Regions from separate parts of the Mus musculus genome. Here regions 1 and 3 are each linked to region 2. A link is a loop called in an ENCODE intact Hi-C map of the cell type or tissue named here. Cell type or tissue: left cerebral cortex. All regions are shown on one strand.

Region 1 (8,000 bases), 130 kb after region 2:
TCCCATATGCTAACCCATAAATACATAGTTCGTGGGCTCTCCAAGTCAGGCTCTGGCTTGTTTTCTGGGTCCATTTTTGGGAAAATGCTGATGTCAGGCATAACCATAAACTCATCTACCTGAACATCACAGGAAAGAAGACAGTTCCTCCATCATTCTTCTTTATTATTTATCTTACACATTCTCTCTCTCTCTCTCTCTCTCTCTCTCTCTCTCTCTCTTTGTGTGTGTGTGTGTGTGTGTGTGTGTGTGTGTGTGTGTGTGTGTGTGTGTGTAGGGTTGGTAGCAATTACCTTTATCCACTGAGCCATCTCACCAGCCCCTCATTTCTCTTTAAGGAAATTTCGTGCTGAAACCTTCCAAGTCTGTCAACATCAACGTAACTCACAGTGATCTAGCAGTGGCCGAGGGGCTGTGGGAATGTACAAAGCCACTGTGAAGCTAGCCCTCATTGGCTACATCACTCCCACCTCTAGCTTCATCTCCTGGGTGTTATCGCATCCCCTCGTGGATGTGATGGAAAATGCTGGGCCCTGGCTACAAAGCTTTCTAACTGTCTTGTCACTAACTAAATTCTGGTTCTCTTGTCCTACTCAACCCCTTTGGCGTTCATTTAATCCTTTCCTCTCCCAGTTCAATCACTGAAACTAGCCAGCTTTTCTTCTGTCTTCCCATTGCTGAAGAGCTCACCGATCCTCTTCTGTTGAGGCTGACCCCAGGAGTTCTCACTGACAAAGGTGGAAGCAGCATGAGGTTCTTTGGGCTCAGGTTTCTAAGATGGGTTCCAGGTAAGACCCAGGGGAGCAGTTGGCCAGTCACTGTCTGCTGCCTCTTCATTTCTTTGGGATGACAATGAACTCCTGCTTGCAAAATGCGAGTTCTTCTCTCATTTGAATCTGTGCTTACAGCCCCTAATTAAATAATAACTTTCACAGCACTCCGCTGCTGGGAGCCTGCACAGCACTTCCATTACCTCCCCTTCATGAAGTCAAAATTACAGACCTGTCATTTCCTGGCCTTTCTCATAAATGCAAGCATTAAATTATACCTACACTCACCCATTAGGAGTTTCTCTCTGTGGTGGGTGTTTAAATGTCTTATAATGACTCTACTATCTCGTCAACTTTCCATCTCTCGCGGAATATTAATGAATTCCACCTTGCTCTAGAATTCTTGCCTAGCTTGTCTTCTAAATTCTTGATGGAACATGAATGTGGTTGCATAAAAGTTCGTTTCTCTCTCTGGAGAAGAAAAGAAGAAATACCTTTCTTACAGTTAACATTCTTTGCAAGGAGAGATAGAGTGGAGAGAAAAGGAAAAGCCCATTAGATGTCAGTGTCTTGGAGGGGGGGAGCTTTTTGGTCACAGTGGATTCTCTCTCCCCCCTCCCTCTCTCTCTGAAGTGTAATCATTTTTTAACCATCACCTCTGCTTTCTGTTCACTCAGACAGCACACAGGTTCCATGTACTTCATTTACATCGAGTCTTTTAAGCTTAGCACTATACCTATTAGTGAGATGCTGTTTCGGTTCCCATTGTATAGATGAAGAAACTGAGGTAAAGGTTTGTAGATATCCTCCAGATGCTACATTTAGCAAATGGTCGGTCATGTGAATAGAAGCCCCAGTCTAAATGCCTGGTAGGGCTTCTGAAGTTAAAAGAGGCTTCCCCTCAAATAGCTAGATATAAAGAAGTTTCTTTGATATCCCTGGGAGGAACCTGTTCTTAGCACTAACTGAACTTTCCACAGCACAGGAGCACCCTGCTAATCCATTGTCTCCATTCCCTCTGGCTGGCTTCTTGCTGTTGCAGAGACAGAAGACAAATCCATGTGTCTGGGACCAAGCTGAGGACATGATTTCTGTATGGGGCCACTTTGCCTGTTTGTGTTACTGCCTGGCCTCTAAGGACACTTAAGTAGAGCTGTTTTAGCTTGTCACCAGCTACCACACTCACTCAGTCAGGATGGGATGGGGGATAGAGCATGGGTTCCTTCCATCCCATTTGGCGAGAGCTCCAGTTAGTGTCTTGGGAACCACAGGCACTGCAGTTAAAAAAGAGTTCTCTTGACAGCATGACTTAGGACATTTGGCAGAATTGTTCAAGGAACAGAAAAACAAGTTTGACAGCATACATCTTAGGCAGAGATGGGTATGTGGCACTTCCAAAGTCAATCACTGGCAGCTTTTGTGTAGGGTGGGAACAGGAAGTGGGGGACAACTTCATTCTCCCTTCTTTCCACCCAGAGCCCCATTCTGCTGGTCAGACAGCCGTAGGAAGTACTCCAACCATTGTGTTTGCATTTCACTACTGTAACAATGCCTGGCAACTCTGGAAAGCCAGGAACTCCAGGGCATTGAACAATGCGGACCCCCTAAAATACTCTGTGCCATAAACCAAGAAGTAATTTTAGTGAGATGCCTGCTGAAAGCCTCCTAGAATTCAGGAGAAATCGGGGGTTTGGTGTTCTTTTTCCACCTGTGTCAGGGTCTACAAAAGGTGTGCTGTTGTTGTGATGACCAGGTGAAAGCATCACGCCTCTCACTCAGCCTTTACAACCAAAGATGCAGAAATACAAAGAGCCGGGTAGAAAGGAAAGGACAGTGACCTGGAGTGGGGACTGAGGGTGGGGACTGAGAGGGTATCATCACCCAGGAAGAGTGGCTCTGGCCTCTCTTATTCCACTGCTTTGAGCCTGGGAGCGCTTCTACTTCCACAGTTACAGGCTCCACTGTCATTCTGGGGCTGTGTTCTGGATGGCAGCAGACATTGCTGACAGTAGTAATGTCTTCTGTCCCTGTTGAAGTGGCAGCCTATATTTATGCGGCAGAGTCAGTTTTCCCAACACCTTTGTCACCCTCTGGGTGCCATCATTCTCCCTGGGTCCCCCTAACTCTTTTCTCCATTGTACTTCTAAACAATTTCACATTTTACTTGTATGTTGTCCCTCATTTCTTTGAAAACAGAAAACTCTTATTGTATGCTAGCTCCTGCCAAATCTCACCTCTCAACATGTTATATAACTAGGACTGTCTTGTGAGGACCCTCATTTTGTGTTTTTTTTTTAATTGTATGTGTTTTGTCTATGTGCGTGTCTGTGTACTCTGTATGTGCCTGGTGCTCACAGAGCTCAGAAAAGGTGTCAGGTCCCCTGGAACTGGCATTAGAGATAGTTATAAGCTGCCATGTGGGTGATGGGAATTGAACCTGCATCTTCTGGAAGTGCAGTCGATGCTTTTTTTTTTTTTAATTCACCTTACATCTTGATCACAGTTCCCTTCATTCTCTTTTCCAAGTCCCACCCTTACAAATCCTTCCCTCCATTGCCCATTCTCCTTCTTCTTGGAGAAAGGGAGGCCCCTTAGGTACCATACCACCCTGGGGTATCTAGTCCCTGCAGGACTAGGCACTTCTTCTCCCACTGAGGCCCAACCAGGCAGTCCAAGTAGCTGGGAAGGGGATCCAGTGGCAGGTAACAGAGACCAAGACACTTGTTAGGGGACCCTCATGAAGACCAAGCTGCACAATTGCTACAAACGTGTAGGGTCTAGGTCCAGCTCATGCTTGCTCCCTGGTTGGTGGCCCAAGCTCTGTGAGACCACATGGGCCCAGCTTAGTTGACTCTGTAGATCTTCTTGTGGTGTCCGTGACCCCTCTGACTTGCTCATCTCTATCCTTCACCCTTCCAAAGGGCTCCCCTGGCTCCTCCTGATGTTTGGCTGTGGTCTCTGCATCTGCCCCATCCATTGCTGGATGAAGCCTCTCAGGAGACAGTTATGCTAGGCTCCTGTCTGCAAGCATAGCAGAGTATCTTTAATAGTGCCAGCAGTTGGCTCTCTCACATGGGATGGGTCTTACGTTGGGACAGTTATTGGTTGCCTGTTCCCTCGGTCTCTGTTCCATCTTTATTCCTGTACATTTTGTAGGCAAGAAAAATTTTGGGTTGAAGATTTTGTGGGTGGATTGATGTCCCCCTCACTACTCTGGAAGTCCTGCCTGGCTATAGGAGCTGACCACTTCAGTCTCCATATCCCCCTCTGGTAGGAATCTAAACTAGGGTCACCCTCATAGACTCCTCGAATCCTCTCCCATTCCTGGTCTCCAGCTAGTCACCAGAGATTCCCCACCACCACGATTTCCATTCTCACCCCCAGCCCTTTCTCTCCCCAACTCTCCTCACACCTGATTGACATGACATCCCTGTTCCCCTCCCCACAGCCCTCCCACCTAGATCCCTCTCTCCACCCACCTTCCATGATGGCTATATAGTTTCCCCTTCTGAATGAGATTAGCACGTCTTCCCTTAGGAAGTTCCTTATTACCCAGTTTCTTTGGGTCTGTGGATTGTAGCATGATTGTCCTGCACATTATGGACAATATCCATGAATAAATGAGTACACACCATATGTCTTTCTGGCTCTTGCTTACCTTACTCAGGATGGTATTTTCAAGTTCTACCCACTTGCCTGAAAAATTCATGATGCCTTTGTTTTTAACAGATGAATAGTATTCCATTGAATAGTTATACCATATTTTCTTTATCCACTCTTCAGTTGAGGGACATCTAGGTTGTTTCCAGTTTCTGGCTATCACAAATAAAGCTGCTATGAACTTAGTTGAACAAATGTTTCTGTGGTATAGTGAGGCCAGCCAATGCTTTTAACCACAGAGTTATCTCTCCAGCCCTAATTTTCATTACTTTTTGAGGAAAGAAATGCTATTTTTACCAAGTCAGTTGACAGCAAGTAAGAATGTATTTGAATTTCTCTTGATTTTTTTTCAAGTTTTATGTAAGCTCTGTTCAGAGTCATTTAAAGTAACAGACAATCATCTCTCACACTAGTTTAACCCGTCTATACAGCCATTCATCGCTTACTTACTTATGTGTGTATGAGTGCATCCATCCTTCCCACCCACCCACCCACTCAGTAACGCATCCATTCATCTGTCCTTACATCTATTTCTCTTCATCCATTGCATTCATTCAACGTTTTGATGAATGACTGCTGCGAGCTGCTCATGAACATCTTCCTAGCTGCAAGCAGTGTTTAGTTAGATGAAGCATCCAGGACAAGAACAAAGAATTCTATTTGAAATTTTCATTCATCCCGGTGACCACATGAAATCAGCTGCATCACAAACAGACTTACTATGCAAAAGAAAACTCAGTTTTTAAAACATTCAAAGAAGCAATTGTTATGCATATTACTTGGCCTAGATCTTTCTAGAGAGTATTTTTCCCAAACATTTACAAGTAATTTCTAGTTGTGAAAGTAAATTGTGACTCTATTTCTTTAAGAACAAAATGAAGAAAGGAGGAGAAGTAATATTACTGCCCCTTTGTTAAGGTCTTTTTGTTCTCCATTGCTAACCTTGGATCCCCCATCCCTTCTCCTCAAAGCCACCATTGTCACAAAGGGAGATTTCAAATATATTTATATGTATATATACAGCATGGTATAATTTACATTAAAATAAACTAAAAAAAATTGTGGGTTTCTTTATGGGCATACATATGCACAAATACCCTGATTTTTATGGTTAAAAAAATCCTCAAATATTTCAGATGGCAGGCCATGTGTTCCTTGCTTTTGGGCTCCAAGTTGGAGTCCTTGTGTTAGCATCAGTGCTTTGGTGTCAGGATGGGCTTGGGTTTGCATGAATTCTGTATGAATGTGGAGAGCAGTAATTTGCTAGATCAATTAAATTTTAAACTGCCTGCTCTGCGGCGGTTCCACATTGCCCATCCTGCCAGTGCTTTTTACTTAGTTGGGAATGAGAATATCTACAGTCTAGTCTTTCCCAAACACGCATTTGCTCTTAGTTCACTGTCCCAGAATTTAGAGCAGAAAAATTGCCACCAAGGGAAAAATAACATGAACAAGAGAGCGCCTTAAAGCGTAGGGCTGTCCCTATATCAAGCCCAAACTGGCAGCAGTGGGGACATTAAGCTTGGTCTTAAGTCACAGTGTTAAGCTTGCTGATGCTACAGCAGGAGTCAGACCCTTCCCTTAGGCTCTTCGTTCCCATCATTCATTCACTGGGAATTCTCCCTTTGTTTCACACTGGAAGTACTGATCATAATAAATGAATTTGCCTGTATCACAGAGGCCATTCCTCACCCTCTGCCCAGCCTTATCAGCAGATCTGCACCAAGGCTTGAATCAACAAAGCCCCTGCAGAGCTCAGTGGTGGTGTGGCCTTCCAACAACATGTGGAAAACTCTCAAATGAGAAGATTTTACATTAAAAAGAAATATGTCTCCAGCGGTTTGAATGAGGAATGTCCTGCACAGCCTCCGGCACTTAAATGCCTGCTTCCCTGGTAGTAGAACTCTTTGGGAAGGTTTAATAGGTGTGGCTTTGTTGGGGGAAGTGCATCACTGGAGGGAGACTTTGAAAGTGTAAAGACTCTGTCTAGTTCACGATCTTTACCCGATGCTTACTGTTCAAGATGTGAGCCCTTAGCTTTCTGTGGTCATGCCTCTGTCTTTATTCCACTGGCATGGACTTCAACCCCACTGAATGGCAAGCTGGTACAGATTCTTTTATAAATTATCTTGGCCATGCTGGTTTACTCATAACAACTGAAAAGTAACTTATACAGTGCCTGCCTTAAATCAGCAGAACTTACAGACATAGTTGTGCCATCTATAAACACAAATGATTAGTATGTTATCCTAAGAATCCATGTTAAATGACCCGTTCCCAGAGCAGATTTTCTAAATGTCTCAAGATTATACTTTTTACACTCCTTTGAGGAGAGAGCAGCATAATTTTTAAGATAAGGTCTCAGCATAGTCTAGGCTAGTCTAGCACTCAAGGTCATCCTGGCTCAGCCTCCTGATGTGTGCGAGCACACCTGGCTGTGGTTGTATTTTTTTAAGAGTCTGAGTTTATTATAGTTTAAATGGTACCAAATCTATAAAGAAGAAAGTGAAAAAAAATTACCCAAAACCTAATCCCACAAGACTTATCATTAAAATAATACAACTATTTTAGAAGCTTGAAGAATATCATTCTAAATAGACTTTCTCTTTTTCACACATATAAATGGCAGGGCAGATGAACTCACTATAATTCATTTTAACAAAACAGTGGGTAACTTCAGTACCCAGCTCTCATAGATAACGCAGGTCATCCAGACAAAGCTAAACAAAGAAATACTGGAACTAAATAAAATCATAAATCAAATGGACCTGACAGACATTTATAGAACACTCTATAAATGTTCTATAAACAAAACACACAAAAATATACTTTCTTCTCAGAAGCCTGTGGAACCTTATCTAAAATTGACCATGTATTTGGATCCAAAGCAAGTCTCAACAGATAGAAGAAAGTTGAAATAACACCCTGCATCCTATCTGATCACCATAGATTAAACTGGATATCAATAACAACAGAAAGTATGCAAACTCACAAAAACTGAACAATTTAGTAAGGAATCTTTTTTCTTAAAAAAAATAGAGGAGTCAATAAGGAGATCAAGAGGGAAATTTTTTTTAAAATTAGAACTGAATGAAAATGAAAACATTAACAACATATCCAAACCTACGGGACACAATGAAGGTGGTTCTAAGAAGCAAGTTGATAGCACTAAATGTCTACCTTAAAACTGGAGGACTCTTACCTTAATAACATAGCAGTACACCTGAAATCTTTAAAGCAAAAACAAGAAATAACATTAAAAATGGCTAGGTGGAAAGAAATAATCAAATATAGGGCTGAAATCTATGAAATAGAAACACACACACACAAGTACAACACAAAGAATCAGTAAGATTAAGAAGTGGTTCTTTAAGAAAATCAACTAGATTGACAAACTCTTATGGAATTAACTAAAAGATGAAGAGAGAACATTCAGATTAATAAAATTAGAGATGAACAGAGAGACATCACAACAGACACTAGGGAAATCCAAAGAATTATAAGGACATACTTTAAAAATCAACACCAAACTGGAATCACCTAAAATGAAGTAGATGAATTTCTTGATAT
Region 2 (8,000 bases):
ACACAGTGGGCAGACTCGGCTCTCCTGACTCTACCTGCCAGGCCCAGCGATTCATGAGCCTTCTAGGGCAGAAGCCAGGAGGCTCGGAGCAAAGCTGCCATCAGACTGTGTATTTCAAGGTTATTTATTAGTTCTTTGCTTGCAAGCCTAGCCAGCTCTCCACCAGGCAATTTGCTGTATGCAGCCTGCCACTGAGGTGCAATTTGGAGACGCAGAGACGCAGAGACGTCTGAGTGATTTTCCATTCTCTGGTGACAGTGTTATCATGGTGAAGAGAGAGGAGGGCAGCTTGCTGTGTTAATGACTGTTTCCCATTTTCAGAGGTTCTGGGGGCCCCAGGGTGCACAGCACGGGACCGTTGCCAGGTTCCAGGGAACTCTCCTAGGGTCCCCCTTCGGAGGAAGCAACCCTAATGGTTTTCTTTGCAAATCCTTCTTCCCACTCCTCACCTGTCAGTGTTGCAGAGCACTGTTAGACTGGGTATTGACAAACTCTGCAGAGTGTAAGATCTCCCTAGTCAACACTGCAGGATGGAGAGGTGAGAACAGCATCTGTTCAGATGATCCCTAAAGTCTCTGCCTGCCACCCATGGTCCCTATTTCCAGTGCCCAGGTCAAACTAGTCCCATTCATGTCTCCTGAACTCTTCTTTCTATCCTTTTTGGGACCCTAAGAAACTTCCTAGCCCAGGATACCCCTCCTTTGCCTTTTGCTGTAGAAGTGGTGCTAAGGCTCAAACCTAACTCACTGTCCATTTTGGAAAGTGTTTGAACACAGAGCCATACCCACAGTCTTTGAAAATTCTTTGTTTTAAGGACAGACCCCAGAATGACTGTGTAGCCAATGTGTCCAAATTCCTGGTCCTACTCTCTCTACCTCTCAAGTACTAAGATGACAGACATATGTCATCGTGCCCAGACAGCCCAAGGTTTTATGAAGCAGGACCTCTCGCTGTAGCACAAACTTGCCTCAAACTCACTATCCTCTGGTCTTAGCCTCAAAGTTCTGAGAGATTCTAGGTGCATGCTAATAGCCATGTGTGTCTCTTCTTCCTCTTTGTGATGTGTCCTCAGAGGAACTCTGGTTTCTAACCCAGCCTAGAAGCCCTCAGAATACCCATTTGCTTCCTTCATAGCTTTCTGGTGCTCCAGGTTTGTAAAAGTGTCTTGTTCCCCCAGCGACTTCACAAGCCTGTGAGGTTCCTAGGCAGGTAGGGTTACCTCTGACACAATGCGTCTGTCTGCAGGGGCTGTGTTTTGTTCATTCTGACTGTAAGCGACTGTCCCAGGGGCTGGGATGGGCTGCACACATGTGCTCACTTGAAGATGATCTTTCTTTCTCCAGGTCACCCCAGAAAGCGTGGGAAGGGGTGCTGCTCCACATGAGTCTGTAAACTTAGGAAGGAGAAAGAACACAGTCTCTTTACAGGTTTTCTTCTTGGCATGGTGTGTGTGTGTGTGTGTGTGTGTGTGTGTGTGTGTGTGTGTGTGTGTGTGTAGCCATTAGGAATCAGCACAGAACTCAGCTGAATTTTAATGGTTGCCATTTCCATAGGTCCTCAGACTGAAGAACAAGCTGATTGTTCAGAGATGAAGTGTGGAAATGGCAACACTGAAGATAATTTAAAATAGCAAACTGGGTAAAATCTGAAGTTCTGAAAAGCAGTCATTCCCCCCCCTGAGAAGAATGTTACTAAAAACACAGACCTAAACGTCTTAACTTTTTAAATTTTTTTTTTTTGATTGTAAGAATCCTTTGACTCTCAATGTCTTCTCCTATCTGATCCTAACACCAGGCATTCTGGGAGCCTGGAAGGGTTTGAGCTGCATCTAATGTATTCATTTAGAAGGCAGGCATTGGGCATCAGACACAAGCTTAGGAGTGTGAGGGTGTTTCAGAGTCACATAAGGCCCAGACTGTGTCCTCAGACAGTGTGGGACTGTGTGAAAGGTTGCATTTGGAATCCTGTCCAAGTTGGATTTACAATCTGTTTGTGGAGATTGCTCCATAAATGTGGGCAGGAAGTTTAATGTCTCCAAGTCCCAGTTCCTATATGAGCAACCAAGGTCAATGTTGCTCATCTCTTAAGGTCCTTTTGAGGATCAAACAAGATGCAGCCATCCACCGAGTGAATTAGATCATGACAGGCCTCCACTCAAAACACTACAAAGGACTGCTAGGAGTCTTAGTCGTTTTCTATTGCTGTGCTAAAACATCATGACCAAGGCAACTTATTTTTAAAAAGCATTTGTTTGGGGCTTATTATTTCAGAGGGTTAGAATCCAGGACCATTACTATGGGAGATAGCAGCAGGCTGGCAGACATGGCACTAGAGCAGTAGGTAAGAGCTCACATCTTGAACCACATCATAAGGCAGAAAGAGAGAAAAAGAGATTGGGAATGGCCAGAGTCTTTTGAGACCTCAAAGCCTGGCCTCCTCTAATAGGATATACTTCTTAATTCTTCCCAAGCAGTTCTATAAACTGGGGACCAAACATTTAATCTATGAGCCTTTGGTGGCGGTGGGGGCTTCTGTAGGAAATGGGGTAGGAGTGGATAGGCTCATTCAAGCCACTAGGAAATTCAGAAGGGGTTTAAGTCTTTAGTAGAGACTTGGCGTCTTGCCTCTGTCTACGTCTCTGCCCACTCCTGTGTCTCACAGAGCTTATGTGTCCCTGTTCTCCAGCCCTTGCCCTTGTGCCTTGTCACCAAAGGCCTATCCACTCTGATAGGAATACTTCCTCCAATGTGTCTCTAGCCTTAAGGTCACACCATTCCGTTTCAGGTTCACTTCCCAAGGAACCTTTTTCCCCCCCGCAAGCCTGAACTATCACCCAGCATTCTAATTTATTTAACCTAAATGGTGTCTCTTTCTGACTTTAATTGCCACCCTGTGTTCTGTGACATGTTCACTTGCTTCCAGTCTGTCTCTTCTTTTGAAATGGGAAATCTCTGATGGCAAATATGCTTTCTTCACGGATGTCTTCCCAGCTGGCCCTCAAATAATTAATGAATACCTTACGAGAGTTTCTCTACCCAGTGCTTGGCACACAGTACTGTCTCAATAAACAGCAATTCTTCCTCCAACCTTCTTGGCAAGGAGACTGAGCTGAAGATAAGACAGTCTGAGGGTGGTGGCCGCTGTTAGGGAAGCTGCCACCTCTTCTCTCCCTCCCTCCTTCTCTTCCCTCCTCATCCCTCTTCCTCCTTCCTCCTTTTCCCTCCTCCTCTTCTTCTAGCTCCTTGGATCTTTATACACCCCAATAACTATATTCTGCAGAGCCTAACAAAGTAAATTCTCATTTTATATTTTAATCAATTTGTTCCACATAAAGTATGTCTAGGGCGATAAGAGCAAGTGTTAGGAAAAAAAAAAACACTAGACAATTCACAGAATTTGCCCACCAGTTCCTGTCTTCTAGCACGGTTTGACTTGAGAAAAAGAGCCAAGGAGAGAGAAAAGACCACACCGACTCTGCAGGGGTGAGCATCAGGATTAATTAGAGAAGCTTCCCTAATGACCCTTGCTATTGAAAAATGCATGAATGGAAACCATTTCTGCCCTCTGCTTTGTGAATGAACGGAATAGAGGAGTTTGTGGGAACGAAGCCATCCCCCACGGTGCAATGCTCCATCCACACCTCCTGGGTGACTCATGCGCTTGTGGAGCTTGTGGAGCCCAGACTGTGTGGCCTCGGCAGTGGGAAAAGGAGGAGGAGGAGGCAGTGGGAAAGACACATTGGCAGGTGCTCTGCAAGTGTGTTAGCAGATCCTGAGCCACTGGGACCCAGGGGGCTCACGGGAGGTTTGTGAGGGAGGGGGATGCCTGAGCCTAGCTAGAGCTAAGCTGATGAGATTAACTAGGTCAAGGGTGTGTGGAGAGGATGGTGTAGAAGGAGAAGTTTCCTAGGCAGAGGGGTGGGCATCATGGAAAGCTGAATCTGCAGTCTGTGATCTATTTCTACCACTGTAGATATGTGTCTTTTTCTGTGTCTCAGGTTCTTCAGGTTTAATAAGCTCTGGATTAAATGTTTGTTCCAAAACTTCCATCAGAATAAGAATTCTGTTGGCTCATATGAAGTCATCTTTGCCTCTCACCCCTACTAGGTCCTTTTGGCCCCTAAGTTCACTCATATTTTCCATTTCGTTTCTTTCTCTACACCCTCCTCCAAACACAGCTCCTTCTTTGTTTTCTTATAAGTCACCAAGGCTAATAACTAAAAGCTTATTTAGTGCCTCTGGGGATATCTGTTGGGACAGAAGAAATGACAAATTGCTACACTAGCATTGGCTCCTAAATTTAAATACAGTAGAAATGTTTGAGATGGAATAATGCAGACGTTAAATACCAAGATTGCCCAAGAGATTTTGAATTCTGTAGAGCTAACATTTTGGTAAAGAGAATACTTTTAAACTTATTGCATAGTCATTTTAATTAATCACCATGACTGTGCTATCACTAACAGGCACAGAACACCAGGCTGCCCAAACCATGCCACGCTGGTGTCTGTTTACTTTGAGCTAAAGACAAATGAGAAGAGTATATGGAAGACAGGTTCCTGCTTCCCTTTCTGCTCCTAATCTGGGTATGAGTTTCCCTTGGTGAAGATACCCATGCTGCCTCAGTCCTCACCACGAAGGGAGATAACTCTATCCCTGATGAGTCTGCATAGATAACCCTTACTTACTAAGATAATCCTTATCTTTCATTAATTTCCTGTATAGACTCACTTCCCTACAATTTACCAAACCTAAAATCCCAAACACTGCTCTTTTGTCTTGTCATTTCTTCACAAACTATTGCTGGTTTATGAACTCTCAGGCCTAACTCTCTTTGGGGCCTACCTCCTTTCCTGTGGAACTCCTAGGCATATACAGAAATTGAAATACTACATCATTTTGTGTGTCCCTTTCCACCATCAATCTGCCTTCTGTCAGCCTGGCCTGTTACCTACCCTACATCATCGATGGAAAAACCTGTTCAGATCCCATGAGTGGCACACTTGTATGTTACGCCGCAGGACTCACAGCACAAATAATAACATCAACACTTTGAATGAAAAGAGGGTGGCTCTGAGGATCCAAGGAGACACAGAGCAAGAACCTACTTGGGTCACTGGTAGCTCCAGAGTTTGTGCACAGCCCCCTCCCCCACCACAGGTGTGCATGCACACAGACACACACAAACACAGACAGACAGATGCACACACATACACACTGGCTGACCCCAGAGCTGCTATCCTGTCACCCTGTGTCCTTGTTACAGTAGTTTTTCCTCTGAGCTTTGACTTCTCCATTCCCTTCACCATCTTTTCTGACGTGGCCACTAGCTTCAGTTCTTCCCCTGCAGCTGACGTCATCACTAGACAAGGGAAGAGAACGCAGGAGAACAGTTGGCTTCATGGAAGATACTCTGAATTAATTCAGTGACTAGAAATGTCTTCAACTCAGGGGCAGAAGAACGGGTAGCTGGGTGTCATAGACAAGAGAGTCAGTTTGGAGTGCTTGACGACAGGACTGCAGAAAGAATACAATAAAATTCAGAGCTGCAGAGAAGAAAAAAAATCTCCTATTTTACCTGAGCCACATTTATATGCCCGAGGAGTTTTGACATGGAGAACATTGGATTGTTAAATATTAACCCAAACTAACCGACAACCTAAATGTTGCCTTCATCCTCCATGTCTGTCTCTGGTGATACAAAATTCACCCCCCCCCCGTCCCCATTCTCTGAGTTATACTGATATTTGTATTTGGCTCTAGGATAATTTACTTTATAGCCTCTGAAAGGTTTGATGAAGATAGGCTGGTGAACACTTTGGGGGTGGGTGGGGGAGGGGAGTGCAAGGAATGCCTAGGTATTTTGTTTTCTTAGAGAACGGAGTCTGAAGTCCCTCTCTCTTCATGACCTTGGCCCTTAGAAGAAGTAAGGTATGCACAGAGCCTGCCTCAAGAACATGGTTGTTGCTTTCAAGGTTTCAGGGCTGGCTCTCCTGAAGAAGGAAACAACGGGCTGTATTACGTCCCCTAAAGTCCTACAAGACAAAAGATGCAATGGGAACCACTGGAAGGACATTTGCTCAAGACAGTGAAATCTGGTTGAATCGTGGCATGAGGGTGGCTAGAAGTTTCCAACTGTGAGACGGGGGCACTGTGATTAAATTGTGGAGATTTGGGAGCCTTTCCTGGTCCCCAGTGCAAACATACCAATAGTCTCCACCACATTCACACAGCATCATAGAAAAACAGACATAGCACACCCTGAATTCAGTGTCCCCTCAAGATGCGACTTTATTATAAGCCGGTCATTGTTTGTTCTCCATGTCATACAGGAATGCTTAAAAGTATCCCCAAACAAAGATCTCTTGCTGACACTTTAAAAGACATGCCAAATAAAGTAGCAGGGTATCAAGAGCCCTTCAAACAGTGCCTGCACTTCAAGAGCCCGAGTGTACACACTCATTTGAAGTACATTCGAGAAAATAATTTACTCCCAGTCTGTTTTGAATAATTGTACACAGATAGCTCATAAGCATAATAAATCTTTAGCAAGACCTCGTTCTTGCACGACACTCATGAAAGCCTCAATCTGAAGATTACACTTAATAGAATTGCCTGTCAATCCCCATCATAATCGATGGGGGCAGATGGCTCTTTGATTGTGCTTTTTATATGCAAGAAAGCTCCATACCTCTCTTGCTTTCCAGTCAGCCTCCTGGCAGCTCACATTGTGATCAGGGGCTTTCTTTATGGAGAACTGTTTTCTTTAAACACCAGATTTTATGTATCATTATAAATAGATGTGTTCAGAGAGCAGTTTTTCATCTATAATTTGTTCATCTGCCATGTTAGCATTTGAAATGAAGCTCATTGGGAGCTTGGAGTGCAGATGCTGACAGAGAGGAACATGGACCTAGGCTAGAGGAGGCTGGAGCCATCAGGACTCACAGGAACAAGAGCTTACCAGGGAAGTGCCCAGGCCCTCGCCTTTCTCTTGAGACACAGGGTAGAGTGCTGGCATGTACTTCTTCCTAGTGGGGGCTGGGTTTTCCCTCAGTGATTGGTTGGTCCTTTAATTCATCCGGATCCATCCTATCTCGTGTAAATGGTATACAACGAGCATAAAGAGCTCAGCTACAATCCTCACTCGTGAAGGGCACTGGGCTGAGAGGCGGAGTGGAGATGCTGATCATGTTCTGAGCACGCGCACAACTATAACTCCTTTCATAAGCAGATCCAGTACACACTACCTGCACATCTTGTGCAACACTGTAGCCAAACCATGCTTTGGAACCAGGTAAGACTTGAACTCTTTACTCTAAAAGGGAGCATAAGGTTATGGCAAAGAGGTTCATTCCCCGGGTCTGCCTAGAATGGGTTTAAGATCCACTCCTCGGCTATGTGCTGCCTAACTTCATTTATAAACCTAACCTCTCCACACTTCTGCCTCTTCATCCATAAAGTAGAAATGAGAATAAGGTTATTATAAGGCTCCACTGAGATAAGGCAGTTAACACAAAGAGTACCAAGTAAACTAATGAATACAACATATAAAGTAAATAGCACACACTCTTCTCTTTCAGTTGAGGAGGAGTGGTGGGCACCACGTGCGTGCCCTTCCTGGTACTCACTTTTATATTCTGCAACCACTCCTCACAGACAACTAAGGGAGTGAAGAGATTTTCCACAGAGACTGCCTAAGGGAGGGAGAAGTTTCAGAGACCTCAGTCCACTCTGATGGGAAAGGCATGGCAGGGTTCAGCCCATGATGACAAGAGTGTCCGGCAGAGGTCATTCACATCACTGCCAACCAGAATGCAAGGAGAGTGTCAAGAACTACAGGCAGATATAACCTTCAAAGGCCAACCCCTGATGGCCTACTTCTGACAGCTAGGCTCCACAGACTCTCAAAATAGAACCACTGCCTAGGGCACAGCCATTCGAAATATGAGCCCAAGGGGGACATTTTGGTTCAAACTGTAGTGCAGTTCCTATGATAAA
Region 3 (8,000 bases), 61 kb after region 2:
GAAAAAAGTCATGTCCTGTTGGCTTATGTTACTGTGCTAAGCCACATCTCGGCTTCTGCCTTACACCCCCCAAGACCTACAACACCAGTTGTTCTCCATCTTTCCTGATAGGAGTCATAAGCACAAGGATGAGAAGCCCCTGTGGAAATCAAGGGTAGAGGAATAAAGTTGGGGGGGGGGTTCCCTGGAAGGCCACCGGTTCTGGCCATTCAGCCCGGCCATTCAGCAGAGCATCTTTACAGGGGAAGTGCTCACCGAAGGCTACACTTAGCATCCCTAGTGGCCTTCCAAAATAACCAACGCCTGGACACTGACCAAGACGTCTGACATAGTCAGTTCTGCTACTGAATGATTCTGGTGTGTACCCAAGGCTGAGAGCCATCTACCAACACCCGAAAAAAAAAAGCAAAAACGAAACAAACAAACAAGCCCATTGCTGGTCCCCACGCCAGAGTTACTGATCCTGAAGACTTGGGGTGGAAGACAAGAATCCACATTCCTGACTTTGAAGATAACAGTGCTGCTCTAGGCAAGCTTAGCCAGAGGGACTTCAACACTCAGCCTCATTCTGCCATAGCCTGTTGTGGCGGCACAGGTCTTTATTCCCAGCACTCTGGAGGCAGAGGCAGGTGGAGCTCTGTGAGTTTGAGCCAGCCCAGTTTACCGAGTGAGTTCCAAGTCAGCCAGGGATACTTAGTGAAACCCTGTCTCAAATTAACAAACAACAAACAAGCAGATAAAAAGTGAATAATAAAAGACATCTCTGTTTCATTATGGAGGTAACTTTTCCTACATCTTGATTTTATGTATTGAAAAGGAATACAGGAAAAAGAAAATGGGGATTAAAAAACGAAAAGATGCATGTAATTCCATAACTTTTACACACACACAACACATACACACACAAGCATGCACACACACAAACACATACACATCACTATATTAAAACGACAGTGGCAGCAGAAGCTAACACTTACTGCACACTTACTGTACAAGACAGTGCATTCTCTCCTTTGTTCTTGTGTCTACCCTAACGGTTACTTTAGTAGCTTCTCTGACACCACTCAGGGATGCCCTAATCTTTACTCTCCTGCTGTGCAGTGAAGGTTTGTGACACAAAAATTACCATGGACATTTTCTGCACAGCACCGAGCCTACTTTGTTCTTAGCCTCTCTTATGTCACAGATTACTCTATTGCTTTCCCATAGAAAGTGTCTTGTGGGACATTTAGGTAAATTTTCATATTTTACAAGCATATGCAACAGAGAAATAACAGTCCTAATGACTGCTTTCATTGACTTATTATTTGGAGATGAGTCTCATAAGTGGGCTTGTTCTTTCAAAAGGTAAAACCATCTGGTTTTGACTCTAATGTACTGGGACACAAAAATTTTAAACATTCAATATTTTCCAAAGAGAATTATTCTCTGGGTAGTCTAAATAGCTACCATTTAAAAATTAAATATAAAAATATGCATGTACTTTATGTAATGCAGTCTCTTTGCAAAGTCACTCCGGTATAGCAGCCAAGATAGTCCAAAAAATATTTAGATTTAGGAAGGCAAAAATCCTACCTACCCTCTTGTATTAAATCACTCCTGAATAAGAATGTGGTACACAGTTCCACACAATCTCAGCCGACATCTGTAACCTGAATCCTATTGAACAGCTGAGGATAGCAGGAAGAAAGAAGCCATGTACTTACAATGCAGCCTCAGGACCCCAGGAACCAGTTGTTGCTGGAGTGGAGCAAGTGGCTGTAGTCTGGGAACAAGGGGCAGAGTAGAGTCAATCTGAAGGACAGAAGAGTGCCTGGTGGAGCTCCCATCTAGAAAAGATGGACACAGCCTGGCAGGCTGGCCATGTCAGAGCAGATCCTGGAAATGCATGGAAGTCTGCGTCTCTTACAGCACAGTGACTTTAACAAAGGTGTCAAAAGGCTCATTGCAGAAAGGACAGACTCTGCCACTGGTGCTTGGAAAACCAGATCTCCATGTGCAGAAGCTTGAAACTTTATCCCAGTCTTTCAGACTACAAAAGTCAACTCAGAATGTACCCAGGACCTAAATGTAAAACATGAGAACATGAAGAACACTTTCAGATATTTGTAGAGGTGATGAAATTGCTAATATGTCTCTAGAATTACAGGAAACAAAGTAGGAGATAGATAAATGGGATTACACCAAACTCAAATCAAAGGAAGCAATCCACAGAGTAAAGAAACAGAGAGAGTGGTTTGAAATTTTTGCCAACTACTCATCTGATGCAGAGTTAATATTCAGAATATGTAAAGAATTCAGAAACCTAACAAAAAATATTCCATACACACACACACACACACACACACAGGTACACTCATGCATGCACATCCACACACATGCACACACATGCTCACTGTAAATACATATGTAAATAAAATATTTTTAAAAATTGAAAAAAAAGAACTAGGTAAGTTATCTCCCTACTGGAGAAATGAATGAATCAAACTTACAATATGTCACCTCACTCCAATTAAAGGAGCTATTTAAAAAGGCAAACATAAATGCTAATGATGATGAGGATAAAGGGACCTTTCATGCATGGTTGGTGGGAATATAAATTAGGAACCTACAAGTTAAACTATATCCACCGAATTGCCTACCTATCCCACTCCTGTGTGTACATCTAAAGCAAATGAAATCTGTACACAAAAGACATAGTTGTTTGTCCATGTTGATTGCTGTACTGTTTGTAATAGCTAAGGTTGAAACAGCCTAGATACCCAACAATAGATGATTAAAGAAAAAGCAATACCAACAAGTGGAGTGTGTGTGTGTGTGTGTGTGTGTGTGTTAAGGGGGGAGGTGTTCAGCCATAAAAAACAACAACAATGAAACCCTGTCATGGTAACAAGATGGATGGACCTAGAAGACATTACATTAAATGATTCAAGCAGAGAGACAGAACACACATTGTTTCATAAAGGAAGCTAAGGGAGTTGGGTTAAATGTGTGTGTGTGTGTGTGTGTGTGTGTGTGTGTGTGTGTGTGTGTGTGTTGGTCAGCACCCACTTTATTCATATACTGAAATATCACACTGCATCACAGCAATATGTGCAACTAATACATGTTAACAGAAATAAATTATCCTAAAATGCGCCTACGTGTTGAATAGGGAAGCCTGCAGCCCTCTGCTCAAAAGATATCATTTTGCTGGCAGACAGGCAGTATTGGTATATCCTATAACATTAAAAACACTGTAGTTTATAAATATTATGTATTCGGAAGTTTCTATATTGTGTCTGGGGGTTGAGTTTGACAGGGGGTAAGAGAGGACTCCCTCCACTTAACTGTGGATGCAAAGAAACTGTATTTCAGGTGGAAACGTTTGAAAACCCAGATGTAAAGAGGGGACATACAGCCAAAGTCACTATAGTGAGTGCCTGGAGAATCAGGGAAGAGAAGCACTATTATGCGCGGGGCCTTATGTGTTTAATTATAGACTCTAATTGACTTTTAATTATGTGAATGTATTACTTTGATAAAAATTAAAATTGAGGAAAGAAGGAGAAACAGCTCACAGGCATTGGTCTGCCCCTGAAGTCATGTACCTCGTGAGTCAGATTCCCATAGGGAGATTTGGCTCAGGCAGGGTCTCCTTGAGTTTTCAAACCATAAATAAGGCCTAATGGCTTTGAGAGGTAATGAACTGGCCAGCAGCCAAGAGAATCCTGATTCCTAACAGACAGGCCCAGGCTCCATCTCCAGAGTTTAGATCTCTGCTGTGGGCTTCATGCTGGCCTAACTTCTTAAGTGAAACCTCTCACTAATTTGCCCTTTGCAATGCAATCTACCCGATGAGTCACTGATACTGTTGAGAGTCTAACCAGTGCTGGAACTGAGAGAGCCCTCCCATGCAGGCCCTCTGTTGCCATGGAAACAGCACTGCTCAAGTTTCTCTGTTGCTTTGGCAACCCACTCCCATTTCCTCCCATCACTACTGCTGGGGTATTTTGCTGCCAAGATAATGGTCTCTATTATGGTTTGAATGCTAATGGGGCAGTCCTCTACCCCAGCCTACTCCAAGCTCCCTCTGTAGCTCTACACTTGAGACCTTGTCTAAGTGGCATTTCAATGAGATGGTAATGGATGCTCAAATCAGATGAAGAGGAGCTATAGTGGTGGTGTGGATGAAAGAAGGGTTCAGCTTCTTATCTTGGGAAGGAAGAAATGGTATCTATGTACTCAGAGAGGCATGGATTGGAGTGTCATCCATCAAAGGGCTTCAGCTGTGTGTCAGGCCTCAAGCCTTTTTCTCCCAGTCAGTTCTGTATACTGGCAAATAAATAAAGGCACTGCATAATGAATACCTGTATGTTCTCAGTGCTAGGCTATGTGCTTTACACCCATTTAACTCCTATTTTACAGACAAAGAAACGAACAAGCAACCTATTCAGTGTCATTGGATTTGGGGTTTAAACACAACTCTCAGCGGTTACACTAAGCCACTGCTGACTTGGGACCACAGAAAATAACAAAAGTATCAGATAGTTGTCCTTGCAAAAAGACCTTATGGAGAGTTGAGGAAGAAGTGTAAGTACAAAGGGTAGAGGTGGAAAAGAAATGCCTTACCGAGCCGGTGAAGTACGGAGCTCAAGTGTGGGTACAGACATGACAATACACAGTTCCCTGGACATGGAGTGGCGTCTAGGAAACTGGAAAGCATAGTCAGTCCCCATCCCTTACAAGAAGCAGAGCCAGGGTGTTAGCTTCAGAGTGGGTGTCTCAGCGACCCACTCAGCGAGGCTCCTGCTTATGGCGCTAGACTTGTAGGCATTCAGCAAAGAGAGAGACCTTTGTCTACTTCTTCTTTTGAGATTTGGATTTACTCGAGACCATCTGACTCTTTTATTTTGTTTTTTTTTTAAAAGAGTTGAAGTTTTATATAAAATTGTTCTAAATTTTATGGCTTCCAATTTCGAAATCCAATAATCCTATTTCCTTTACTTTAAAAGTAGATTTTTTTTTTTAGCTACCTCAAGTCCTAATGGAGTTAAAAGGAATATAAATCTTCAGTAGAGTTTTTCTAGGTCTTAGTTTTTTTCAGCAGTTCCCAGTGCTCTGCTGTGTCTTCCATATCTGCTGGTTTGGCTCCCACTCTCCTCTGTCAACTCCCGTGCTTGGGGATTTTCTGCAGTCAGGTCAGAGAGAAGGCAGAGTTCTCCAAGCAACACAGGACAGAGTCTCTGAATGCCATCTGACTCTGGTCACCTCAAAAACACTACTCAGTTATCAAGGCCAAGCGAAGATAAATTCATTTTTAGTTTCATTCCACTTGCATGTCGTCAGGGTGGCTTTTCTTGGGCTGGAAGCAAAGGTGCATGGAGGTTGGCCCAGATGGGGCTGGGGGATGGTGAGAGCATTTACATCTACATCCAGATCCACTTCTTTGTCTCCATCACTCCTCTGTCCCAATAGTTATGTGACTTAGGACATATCATTTCATTTTCTTAACCTCACTTCCCTCACTTATGAATACAAAACAGGACGAGCAATTATTCCCATGCAGATTAAACAAGACCACAACTATTAAAAAAAAGGCTTACAGTACACCAATGCTCAGCCGTTATTACCAAGGTTTACCTTTGAAGTGGGAGTGGGTGGGTTGGGGAGCAGGGCAGGGGTAGGGAATAGGGGGCTTTGGGGATAGCATTTGAAATGTAAATGAAGAAAATATCTAACAAAAAATGCCTTATAAAAATTTAACCCACTAAGCGTCTCAGGTCTCTAGAAATCCTCTACTATAAATACTGTTGTGCTTCTGCCAGTTTCAGCCTGTTTAAGCACTGAAATTGGAATACAGTATTTCATAATGCCCCCTGATACTCCTTTCTTAGGCTCCTACATGGACAGTCATCAATACCCAGAGCTTTCAAATGTCTGACTTTGCAACTGTCCACTCAGCATTTACACACACACACACTCACACACATACTACATGTACTAATACATACATACATACACTCACACATACACACATGCACACAATATTCATGCACACATTCACACACACATATATACTCACACAAACACACATACACACATCTACCCATGCACACACACTAACACACATGCATACACACATACACATGCACACACACGCTCAAGGACACATGTGCACACATGCAAACACTCACATACATGTACACACTCAAATGTATATGTGTAACAATCAAGGGCTTCAGTGAGTAAAAGGATGGCATTCAAGATGATGACTTATGCTCGGCGTTTGAGAGGCATCAAGAGAGTAGAGAGTGCATGCTGACTCGAGAAGTCCTGACTCTGGTCAGCTCTCGCCTTGCCATATGATCCTGAACCAGTTGCTTTGTCTCCCGGTGATGTCTGGATCTTCTAAAGTTGGGGAAACAGATGATGTGTAAACAAGGGAGTTGAAATTCCAATAACCATTATGAGCCCGAAGCTTATGTTTTAGTATGTTTGGCCACTTAACTCCGTGAAAGTTCATTTTAGTAAACAAAATTTTGCTGGTCCTGTGCTGTGTGGCTGGTCCTGTGCTGTGTGGCTGGTCCTGTGCTGTGTGGCTGGTCCTGTGCTGTGTGGCTGGTCCTGTCTGTGTGGCTGGTCCTGTGCTGTGTGGCTGGCTGGTCCTGTCTGTGTGGCTGGTAGGCAGTGAGCCTCATCTCAGACCCCTGGGGTATGCACAATGGTGGTCTCTCACCTGAGAACTGAAACAGCCGCTGACATTGAGGAGTCTCTGAATCTACTCATGTTTTCCGGTTAACCCCTCCATCCTTCTATTCTTTTTAAATGTAGTACTTGATGCATATTAACATATTGAACACCCCAAAACCAACCGATCATCCAACACCAAACAAAGGATAGAATTTAACCCTGTGAGGATCTGTATGCTTTACCCCACCTGCTCGCCTCTTCCTACAGAACTCCACTATCCTGGAGATCACATCTATATCTTCCTTTAAAATGAAATCTCCATGTAGTCTATATCCTCAAGGAGCTCATTGCTTAGTTCTGCTTGTTTCATACCGGATGAAGATGGTATCTGGCAGGATCAATCTTCTACACTGTTTTTCTGTTCCTTGCCATGCCAAGATGCTCTGATCCTGTCTCCTGCTGCTAGCAAATTCCTACCACGTATACCCTGTGCAATCTCTAGAAAACACCAGACCAAGTCTTTCTCCAGTGGAAATAACTGTGTCCCTGCCCTCACCCCTCAGTTTTGAGAGAAATTCTGAATTTCTTCATTCACACGGCTCTCTGCCTCTCCCAGGTAGTTGTAGATTTCAGGCAACCGCCTGGGTTCTATGGGATTGCTTTCTAAGGCAACCTTGGCCCATTGCTGCTAGTGGCCTTGGGAGCAGGCTGCTTCCTGTTCCCTGTCTTCTGTTTCTAGCTGGCTTTAGTAATTCAGAGACTTCCACCTGCCTGCCCAGTTCTTCCTTCTCTACTCACACTTGCCCTTTTTCCAGCTCAGTAACCTTTTCTTCCTAGCCCCTCTCCCCACTTGGTGAGTGAGTGTGTGTGTGTGTGTGTGTGTGTGTGTGTGTGTGTGTGTGTGTGTGTGTGTGTGTGTTGCTGCAGCTCTTTGGGTGTTAAGCAAGGGCTCAATACTGAGCTATATCCTCAGCCCTTTAGTATTCCTCAATGCCTAGGCACTGTGATGCTACTACTCCAGAGTTGACCTTACATCCGGTGGAGAAAGAACTCTTGGCCCACCTTCTAGGAATTTGGCAGGCATTTGACCTTGGGCTAAGACAAGGAACTAGGTTCAAGACAATACAGCTGAGGAGTGTGTTCTTTGTATCTTGATGGGACTTGTTAGGACCCTGAATACAGTAATCATGGGACCTTTGTTTGTGCTTTGTTTGTTCCTTAACTACTCTGCTTATGGCTTAAGACTGACCATATCCTTTGTATGTACCTAGAATGATATAAAAGCAAACTTGATAAAAGTAAACCCACTTTAGCCTCAGCACTGGCTG

The links. Peaks named below come from ENCODE experiments on the same cell type or tissue, not always from the same donor. Only the 100,000 strongest peaks of a DNase experiment are listed, where the experiment ranks them.
Region 1: a loop joins it to region 2, with 2.1 times the contacts of the local background. A loop is called at or near these places in 3 of 42 quality-filtered maps.
Region 3: it touches region 2 in a loop (1.9-fold over the local background); 2 of 42 quality-filtered maps call a loop at or near these places.

The regions. Positions count from the first base shown.
Region 1 is chr8:86,459,564-86,467,563 of GRCm38, forward strand. No RefSeq gene overlaps it. Among named protein-coding and RNA genes, the nearest start is that of Abcc12, 100 kb to the right of the region's middle. In left cerebral cortex, no CTCF peak of the experiment used is centred here; DNase peaks (open chromatin) are centred at 4,429, 4,624 and 5,013.
Region 2 is chr8:86,325,165-86,333,164 of GRCm38, forward strand. No RefSeq gene overlaps it. Among named protein-coding and RNA genes, the nearest start is that of Gm33687, 49 kb to the left of the region's middle. In left cerebral cortex, a CTCF peak has its summit at 3,638; DNase peaks (open chromatin) are centred at 163, 1,954, 3,121, 3,664 and 1 more place; H3K27ac peaks cover 1,066 bases.
Region 3 is chr8:86,386,204-86,394,203 of GRCm38, forward strand. No RefSeq gene overlaps it. Among named protein-coding and RNA genes, the nearest start is that of Gm33687, 110 kb to the left of the region's middle. In left cerebral cortex, no CTCF peak of the experiment used is centred here; DNase peaks (open chromatin) are centred at 3,930, 4,695 and 5,135; H3K27ac peaks cover 2,260 bases.